Linked DNA regions of Homo sapiens: region 1 is linked to region 2. The links are chromatin contacts, found by Hi-C in ENCODE. All regions are on one chromosome and are shown on one strand. The core of a region is the stretch at or near the end of the contact, and the rest is flanking DNA. Distances in the headings are between cores, read along the strand shown.

Region 1 (4,742 bases), core at 1,479-3,978, 1.3 Mb before region 2:
AACAGTTTTTTTTCCAAATTAAAAAAAATCGCAGCACATCTAAGGAATAGGATGCAAAAGGGAATATAGGAGTGATAGAAACTAGTGAGAAAATTTATACACTCATGCAGGCAAACTAGGATAGGGGATGGATAATTAATACAGTATCATAACTGATGGCCAGAGAACTTGATTTTTTTTTTTTTTAATTGAGACAGGGTCTCTCTTTTTTCTTTTCTTTTTTTTTTTTTTTTGAGACAGGGTCTTGCTGTCACCCAGGCTGGAGTGCAGTGGTGCAGTGGTGCGATCTCAGTGCACTGCAACCTCTGTCTTCCCAGCCCAGGTGATTCTCCTACCTCAGCTTCCCGAGTAGCTGGGATCACAGGCATGCGCTACTACGTCTGGCTAATTTTTTTTTTTTTTTTTTTTGGATTTTTGGTAGAAATGGGGTTTTGCCATGTTGTCCAAGCTAGTTTTGAACTCCTGAGCTCAGGTGATTCACTCATCTTGACCTCCCAAAATGCTGCGATTATAGGCGTGAGCCACTGTGCCCAGCCTCCAATGCTTTTTTTTTTTTTTTTTTTTTTGAGATGTAGTTTCCCTCTTGTTGCCCAGGCTGGAGTGCAATGGCGCAATCTTGGCTCACCGCAACCTCTGCCTCCTGGGTTCAAGCGATTCTCCCCTCAGCCTCCCGAGTAGCTGGTATTTTAGGCATGCACCACCACGCGCAGCTGATTTTGTATTTTTTAGTAGAGACGGGGTTTCTCCATGTTGGTCAGGCAGGTTTTGAACTCCCGACCTGAGGTGATCCACCTGCCTTGGCCTCCTGAAGTGCTGGGATTACAGGCGTGAGCCACCGTGCCTGGCCCGATGCTTTTTAAATTTTTCTTGAGAGAGGGTCTGGCTCCGTTGCCCAGGCTGGAATACAGTGGTGTGATCTTGTCTCACTGCTACCTGTCTGTCCCCCAGGCTCAAGCTGTCCTCCTGCCTCAGGTTCCCTAGTAGCTGGTACTACAGGCATGTGCCACCATGCCTGGCTAATTTTTGTACAGATAGTTTCACCATGTTGCCCAGCCGGGTCTCAAACTCCTGAGCTCAAGTGATCCACTCCCTTCGGCCTCTCAAAGTGCTGGCATTACAGGTGTGAGCCCCTGTGGCTGGTCAGCTTTTTTAAAAGATGGGGTCTTGCTCTGTCACCCAGGCTGGAGTGCAGTAGTGCAGTCAGTCTACTGGGGATCCCATGCTGGTGGATCATACAAAACTCTCAGTGGCTGCTTGAGGCTCTGTCGTCAAGAAAGGCAAACTCACATTTTTCTGTTAGAACAAATTGCAGGCCCTCCTGGGATAGGAGACTCTATGTACTCAACTTACCACCAAGTTGCTAGTTGGTTTCTTCAAGGGACAGTTGAACTCAATATTGCTGGTAGGACGTTAGGCAGCAGACGTAATTGGATCAGCCTTTGTAAGTGGGAGCCGTTGCTACTGGACGTGCATAGCTTTCATCTCCCACTGGCCACACCATTCCTGTGCTCACGATACCAGCACTGCAGCGATGGATGACAGACTGGCGGATGACAGACTGGCTGATGTCAACCATTGGTTAAATTCCTCTTCCCTAGTAGATACTGTCTGGTAGGCATTAACATGTCACACAAGATCCTCACATCCTTTGCTGATACCCCTGTCTATGTCTACGGGAAGGGCAGGCACAGCAGCTTGAGACTTCTGTTTGGCCTTTGTCACTATACAGGATAACCTGTATCCAACAGGCCAAAGATGTAATGTAGTGATCATGCCAGTTACCAAGTGTGTCAATTCTAGTTAGACATCAGAGACACGGAAATGACCAGCAGAGGGATCCACAGAGCATGTGCTGCTTTAATGTGAGCACTATATGTTACCTAAATAGAACCATACCTCCATCTGCGGCCCCTATGATGATGCTTTAGGTTTCTAGGTACAACGTCAGCTTAGACCCTGTATCCAACAGCCTTCAAAATATTTGGGTGTTCCCTTTTGTCCATTGTTCAGTAACCTGAATAAATGGCCATCATTCTTTTGAGGGCAGGACTGGGGAATTGTAGTCGGTACTGGGTTGTTGCAAGGTCTTTCCTCCTGGGGACTGGACCTCATGACTGCAGAGGTAATCAGGTTAAAATGCAGTCATTTTCCAATATAACTTAATCCAATATAACTTAAAGGGAATGCATAGAGGGGAGATGATTAGCAGAGATGGCATCTACAGGCTAAGGAAAGGGGCCTTGAACAGCTCTTTCCCTCACAGACCTTAGAGGGAATCCATTCTGCCAACACCTTAATTTTGGACTTGTAGCCTCCAGAACCATAAGACAATACATTTCTGCTGTTTAACCCACCCAGTCTGTGGTACTTAACAGCAGCCCTAGCAAACTAACACAATAGCCTGCTCTGATAATTCAGCAGGACCCTCTAGGCATTTCTCCTTAGCATGGTCAGCATAAGCTTTGTACAGTTGAGCTTTGTCAGTACAAGAGAAAGGGGCTACTTTTCTCAGGTCTGGCATGCTTCCCCTGGCTGCTTATTACCATCCTGTTGTCAGGCATGGCTCAGCCCCAGCTGTGACCCGAGTATGCAGTCAGTTAGCCAGCTTTCAGCTCTGGCCTTGGCCCTGTGACTACCTCGCTAGCTGGCAGGTGGCTCCCTCTGAGCCTGTCCTTCAGCCTCAGCTCACACATAGCCTGGAGAGGCACTCCCTGCTTGTGGCTGCAGTTTTCTGTCCTCTTGTACTCTGGAGGAGTGTGCCAGCCTCAGCCCATGTGTACCCCAATGGTGTGTTTCCTTCTTGCCCGTCCTGGCCATGATTCCCTGCTTGCCAGTGGCAGCCTGAATGTACCTCAAAGGAAAGTTCCTTGGTGACTGACTCAGCTGTCACCCAGCGCAATCCAGCAAATGTCCCTGCCATACAGTGGGCTGCAGCCACACCTCTGCAAGATCTGAAACCCAAACTTGGGGAGGGACATCCCTATCTAAGAGTTTGATCCTTCCTTGGGTACTTTCCCTTAACCCTAGGGTATCCTGTAAAGTTTTATGTATCCATTTGTAAGGCAATCCCCTTGGACCTTGACTGATACAAAGGGTGATATGTAAGTTTATACTCAGAATCTTATTTATTATTTATTTACTGAGACAGAGTTTCGCTCTTGTCGCCCAGGCTGGAGTGCAATGGCATGATCTCGGCTCACTGCAACTTACACCTCCCAGGTTCAAGCGATTCTCCTGCCTCAGCCTCCTAAGTAGCTGGGATTGCAGGCGCCTGCCATCACGCCCAGCTAATTTTTTTTTTTTTTTTTTTAGACGGAGTCTCGCTCTGTTGCCACGCTGGAGTGCTGTGGCACAATCTTGACTCACTGCAGAAAGTAGGAAAGAAAAGACCAGAACAAAAGGCCTCAGATCTGAATAATAAGCATGCCATAAAGAGAACAGAAGAAACAGCAGAGGAAATCACCAATGAAACTGAAAGCCATGGCTTTCCAGTGCCCAGCACAATATATAAAAACAGACCCGCACTAGGGTATGCCATTGTGAATTTCACTACAAGGAATACCTGAACTAGAAAAAATTTTAAAAGTTTCATACAAAGGACTGAGAATCTGAATGCCTCAAATAACATCAGATATGAGAAGAAAGTAGATCAATATCTTTAAAATTCCAAGGGAATGTTATCTCCAGCCTCAATTAGTGTAAGGGTAGGTGGAATAAAAAGGTTTCCAGGCACACCAGTTCCCAAAAATGTTACTTCTTTATTTTTATTTTTTAAGACAGGCTGCGGTGGTTCAGTGGTGTGATCTCAGCTCACTGCAACTTCTGCCTCCCAGGTGCAAGAATCACTTGATTCTCATGCCTCAGCCTCCCAAGTAGCTAGGACTACAGGCATGCACCACCTCCTGGATTCAAGCAATTCTCCTGCCTCAACCTCCTGAGTAGCTGGGACTACAGGCGCGTGCCTCCACGCCCGGCTAATTTTTTCATATTTTTAGTAGCGACGGGGTTTCGCCATGTTGGCCAGGCTAGTCTCGAACTCCTGGCCACAGGTGATCCACCCGCCTCGGCCTCCTAAAGTGCTGGGATTCCAGGTGTGAGCCACTGTGCCCAGCCTGTATTCAGAATATTTAATGCTTAGCACTTTCCCCTACTTGGCTGTCTGAATGCTGGTAGCCAGGCTTATGCTTCCAGCCAGGAGATGAGAAGATTCTGTGCAAAATTTGGCAGCTGATATTGGGGGTCTCCAGGGAAGCAGCAGTTTCAGGAATGCCAGAGTCAACAAATCCTACTCCTATGAGCCGGTTGCTTCCAGTCAGCTTATTGTCCCCCTCTTCAATATGTGCAGACAGGCAAGGATCACCAGCCATTTGAGGAATGCCTCTAGGGTGAAAGGTAGAATCAAAACCCACAACCCAAAATGGAGCAAAGTGGGACTGTGAAGGGAGAAGAAAACATTTTTAAGGAACTGCCACTAATATCCTCAGGTTTTGAAATTGTAAGGTTTTTCTCCATCTAAGAAAAAAAGAATATTCAGAAAATAAGTCCTGAAAATAGAAATTAAAAACTCAATAGAAGGGTGAGAAGATGAAGTTGAGGAAATCTCCCACAAAGTAGTACAAAAAGAACAGCTGGAAAGTAGGAAAGAAAAGACCAGAACAAAAGGCCTCAGATCTGAATAATAAGCATGCCATAAAGAGAACAGAAGAAACAGCAGAGGAAATCATTAGTGAAACTGAAAGCCA
Region 2 (4,843 bases), core at 1,118-3,617:
GTTAGAATAGTCCGGAACATAGCAGGTGGACTTCTCACCCCCTGTCTCTGTCAGCCTAATGTTCCTCTTGCCCCTTCTTCAGAGAGCTGCGTGGAGCTCACCCCAGGAACTGGCTGATGGTGAGAATATTAAATGAAACCAAACTTCAGCAAGGTGGAAGGTGAATTCCCACCCTCACCAGTTAATCTGCTTCCACATCTGCTAAACAGCTGCATCACCCCTGGCTCACGGGATCCCGGGGAGGGTAGGTGAGGGAACACACCAGACACTCCCAACCCAGGGTGGGCACAGGGTCCAGGCCATGGCAGCACCTAGAGCCAGGAAGGAACATGTGCATCTCCAGCTGAAATTTCCCTACTAAAGCTCCCACCGGGTACATACAGGTTAGTTAAATGGCTGGTGAACAATCCCACGGGCATTTCTCAGTAAGTTGCGAATGTGGCTCGAAGCTCCGTGGGCAGAGCCCTGTGCACACAGGCACTTGTATTTTGCCTCCTTTGACTTCCCTGTGGCTTTCCTGGCCACTCTACCTCGCCTCCTGTGGATCCCTGTCCTGGTCCAGGAGGTGTGAGGCCTCTGTTTTCAGCAAGCTCACCAGTTAAAAGGGACTGCCCGTGAGACACTGGTGACTCCCCTCCAAAGCCCAGAAGAGCAGGTGAGGCACCCAGGATTTGAGAGTTTACAGTAGGGGCCACAGTACTGGCCTTGTGGAGTAAGAGGGTCGGGGAGGAGTGGTTCTCTCGCAATGGATGGGGCCTTTCTAGACATTTAACTGGGGTCTTAGGGTTGCCGTACCCACATGTGTGAGAGGTCACAGCTATCTGGAGATAAGGACAAAGGGGAGTGTGGTGAACCCCATCTTCTGGCTGCAAGCCTGGAATAAGGAGGAGGGAGAACTGTAAATTCCCTGGGGAGGGTGTGCGATCAGGGCCAATGATTTTAAAGAACATATCCTCTGAAACAGGAGCCCCGGGGTGCTGATACAGAGAGGAGAAAGAAGAGTGTGCTGCCATATTTTATCTTCTGTACATTATGCCCTTGGCAGCCCAGGGAGCAAATGGGAAACCTGTCTTAAAAAAAATGTGAATAAGAAAAGGAAGGCAGGAAATCTAATGCTCTTTCCCTTAGATCTGTCTTTCATTTGCTTATAAGCACCTTAAAGACAACCCAGATTTATTTAGAAGACCAGGATGATATATAAAGAGGTAGAAAAGCAGGTAGGAAACTAGCAGGCTTGCCAATGACACAGAGGAAATCAGAGGTTGTCGCCGCTGCTGGGGGCTTTGCTTCAGGCCTGCAGGGATGGACTCCATCTCTCTGTGGGGACACGAGACAGCAGAGGAGACTCCCCAGAAGATGGAAGGCCGGCCACAGCATCGACACCCAAATGTCGATAAATCAGACACCGGGGCCCGCACCCTCATCACCAGGCTTAGCACACGGCTGCAGGTAAAGCCCGTGAACTTGACATCGGCACTGTTAGGAGAGCTGCTCTGATCGTGAATACAAAGGAAAGGTAGAGAATATTGAATTTCTGATTAAGCCACTGCTAGATGCTTACCAGGCCCGCTCTGATTTCTCCTGGGCCACGGATCATTTTTATGACTGGTGAAAAAATGATTATTCTCTCCATCACATTGCTTCTGCAAAAAAGGGCTCAGCCTGCAGCGAGTCTAGCCCCATCCTGCAGTGAGCGGGAGGTGGGAGGTGGGCTGGGTGACTGCAGGTGCTTTGTGCTCCGTGGTGGCTCCAGGGCTTCCCAACAAAGCCAGACCAGGGAACGCTGTGGATGCAGGCAGCCAGGGCCTTGGCTTCTCTCTGGCCTGGCTGGGGTGGGCAGGGTCTGGCTGAACAGGTAGAGGGGTGATGACCACTGTGCCACTCTGTGTGGTCTGTAATTGGCATTGAGCCTGCCCATCAGGGACAGCTCTGCCCACGCCGCCCAGTCCCACAGAGGAAGGCGCAGCCACCCAACCTGTTCTGGGAGGAGGAAATAAAAAGCCCTAGTCTGTACCAAGGAATCACCCATTTTTTCCTTAGCAGAAGCCAGGCTCTCTTCCTAGCAAGCGTCCAATCAATCTCTGAGGCTGCCTGCAGGCTAAGAGGCAGGGCCTCATTTGAGCTGTGTTTGGAGTGATAAGGGGCTGCTTGCTGTTTGATAAGCGGATGGGCAGGCACCTTCCTAAATGGGCGTCTGTCAGAGCATATTCCAGTCCTGCTGTCCCTCTGGCGCTGCCACTAGACCCAAGGGCAGTAGAAGCCGCCGGCTGCCCGCTGGGGCCAGATAATGCCGGCACTGTGCTGCAGTCACATTTAATTTTCGTGAGCTGTCACATCTCATGGGTCCTCAGCCTTGGGAAGGCTCTGCTGCCTGGAGAAGATCTCAGCCTGGCCTCCACAGTCCCCCTTCTGGGCAACAAATGGGTCCAGCTCCTGACTCCTTCTTGGAGCCAACAGCTCGCTGAGGGAAGTCAGAGGGACTGCCAGCCCACAGGCTCACTGCGCCTTCCTCAGTCTACAATTTCATCTGCAGAATGACCAAGGGGCAGCCTGAAACGAAGAAAAGACCTAGGAAGGGGCTTTTAAAAGCCGACACAAGCTCCATGGGCCTTGGCACTGTCTCCCAGAAAGCAGAGCTTCCTGGTACCTGCTCCCCCTTCCCGCCCTGCAGTTTTCTTCCTCTGGTTTTGTAATCTCTGTTAATTGCCAAGGCACTTTTTGTTGGATGTGACTTCATTGTGGACATAAGGCTCTGTCAATTCGTCAAGTGGGGTCCAAGCCAAATAGTTTTCTGATCAACTGCATCCTCCAGCGAGCTCTGGCCCAGCTTGACACAAACAGGCATTTCTTTCCCCTCGCACAGCCCCAGCTCTCTGTCCGAGCCTGCGGCCTCCTCTGCTGGTGGCCTGTCTCTATGGCATGCAGGAAGTGCGTGCCCATTGGGCCATATGTACCTATAGGAGATGTAATCTCAGAGGTTTTAATGCACATTTTTTTCTTGGCACTCCGAAATAACTGATGATGGAAAATAAATTCAGAGAATTCGTCCAGCTGGTCCTACTTCACTTCCTAACACTTGCTTTCCTAAGCTGAGCTACCAAAATTTGAGCAGCCTGGGTCTGCGAGCCACTTCTGTGCACCGGTGGTTTGGAGGCATCCTCAGCAAAGAGGAGCCGCTCGCCTCTGCTTTGCATGGGGCACAACTTCCCAAGATCTGTGAATGTGCTTTGTCCTTTTAGGTCGATTTTCTCTGCTTGTTTCTTTTGCTCAGGGCTCTTCCGGAGATGGTGCCTTGAGCATGGAGCCTGGTACCCAGCAACTGTAAATACTTCTGGAAAAATGTGTTCACAACTCAGCCAATGGTTTGCGGCCACGTGGGAGAAAGATCTAGTCTACTGAAATATTGCAAAAACAAAAAGGACATGCTTCTGTCTTACAGCGCACTGGCAGAATCACCAGTTTCTCTCAAAAGTTGTCCAATCTGGGACCTCACACACAGATGGCTTATTACTTTCTGAACTCTGCCAGCAACTCACTGGCATGTCCACACTGGAAATGCTGAGAACATCTTCCCAAACACACGTTGGGTTGAAATTCTCACAGGTGAACAATGGGACCGACACATGTGCACCAAGCAACGACATGTAGAATAAAAATAGACCAATGACCTGCACACGGCGAGGGTTTTTTCAGTTTTCTCTCAGGCTGGATTTCCTGAGGAGTAGGAGTGTAAAAGCTGTGGGTATTTGCTGCCTGCCTCAGGAAGTCCTGACTCCCCAAATAGTGGTTACAGCAAACACCTCTGCACTCTCATTCTCAGAACCCAGAAGAAGCCGAATCCAGGACTCATTTGCTTGTTGTCTTTGGAGGGCTTGTGGGAAAAGAACAATGGCTTCTGTGATACTTGGCCAGGCTTAAGGAGAAGTCATTGGCCACAGCTTCTGAGCAGAGCTGGACTCAGAGATGGACCTGGGGCAGGGCTTTGCATGCAACTGCCTCACTGAGCCCTTAATTGCCACCAAGCTTTGCATACATAGCACCTTTCCTTGGTGACTTAGTTTGTTGTCCCACCAGAAGTACTGGTGGAAAGCAGAGAAGGCACCTTCTTCAGGTCACAGGAGAACTGTATTGTTCTAGATGAATTTCTCACACCAGGATTCCTGCACATCTACCAGGCAGGTCTCCAACACCCCCACACCCCCAGGACCCTGTGAGGACCAGCCCTGCTGAGCCTTCAGAGCCTGACTTTGTCTTGCATAAGATTCAGGCTCCTCTGACGGCTCCCCAAGTTCTGAGTCCCCTGTCCCCACGCCCATCCAGCTTCATTTCCCCTCTTCCACAGCAGACCCCTCTGTCCTCATCGCGCCCCTCTGTCCATCTTCATTGCACATTGTTCCTTCAGCTGCAACACCTTACATGGTCTTCCCTCTGTTGTATCTCCCCTTCAGCCTGCAGGATCCGGGCCACATTCCATCTCCTTCATTCAACCATCTTGTCTAGCCTGAATTTCATCACAAATGCCCCCTTTTCTGAACTCCTACAGCATTTATGTATCAAATAGAACTTGCTAGTATTTTTGCCTCTGCAACTCTGTAACAACTCCTTTGAGGAGAGGGAGGTACAGTGGTGATAGGGGGTGAGCCATCTGCAGGTGGGGGCTCTGGGGCTCTGGGGGTCCAGCCGTGGCCTCCCTGCTCCTCATTAGCTGTTGAACAAATCACCCCCGCCCAGTGATTCTCAGCTTGGGGGCAATTTGTTCCCCTAGAAGACTATAGAGACCAGAGACTTTTCTGGTTGTCACAACCGGGATGGCGCTACTGGCCTTGGAGGCCAGGGATGCTGT

Evidence for each region. Hi-C counts contacts between places; a loop is a spot of excess contacts on that map. Pooled maps may share reads with other maps.
Region 1: a pooled map shows a loop between it and region 2 (5-fold over the local background). The contact joins two enhancer-like sites. A Hi-C loop is called at or near these places in 3 of 37 single-sample maps with no recorded cell type and 3 of 50 pooled maps.

What each region holds. Positions count from the first base shown.
Region 1 is chr10:32,002,261-32,007,002 of GRCh38, reverse strand. The region is part of intron 2 of LOC107984219 (a long non-coding RNA gene); the gene reads right to left. Among named protein-coding and RNA genes, the nearest start is that of KIF5B, 52 kb to the left of the region's middle. RefSeq lists an enhancer at 3,510-4,325. Within about 2 kb of position 2,728, at least 7 of the 41 ENCODE cell types and tissues checked have a DNase peak (open chromatin) inside an H3K27ac peak, as active enhancers do.
Region 2 is chr10:30,750,100-30,754,942 of GRCh38, reverse strand. No RefSeq gene overlaps it. Among named protein-coding and RNA genes, the nearest start is that of LINC02644, 29 kb to the right of the region's middle. RefSeq lists silencers at 110-209, 2,784-2,833 and an enhancer at 3,568-3,627. Within about 2 kb of position 2,367, at least 5 of the 41 ENCODE cell types and tissues checked have a DNase peak (open chromatin) inside an H3K27ac peak, as active enhancers do.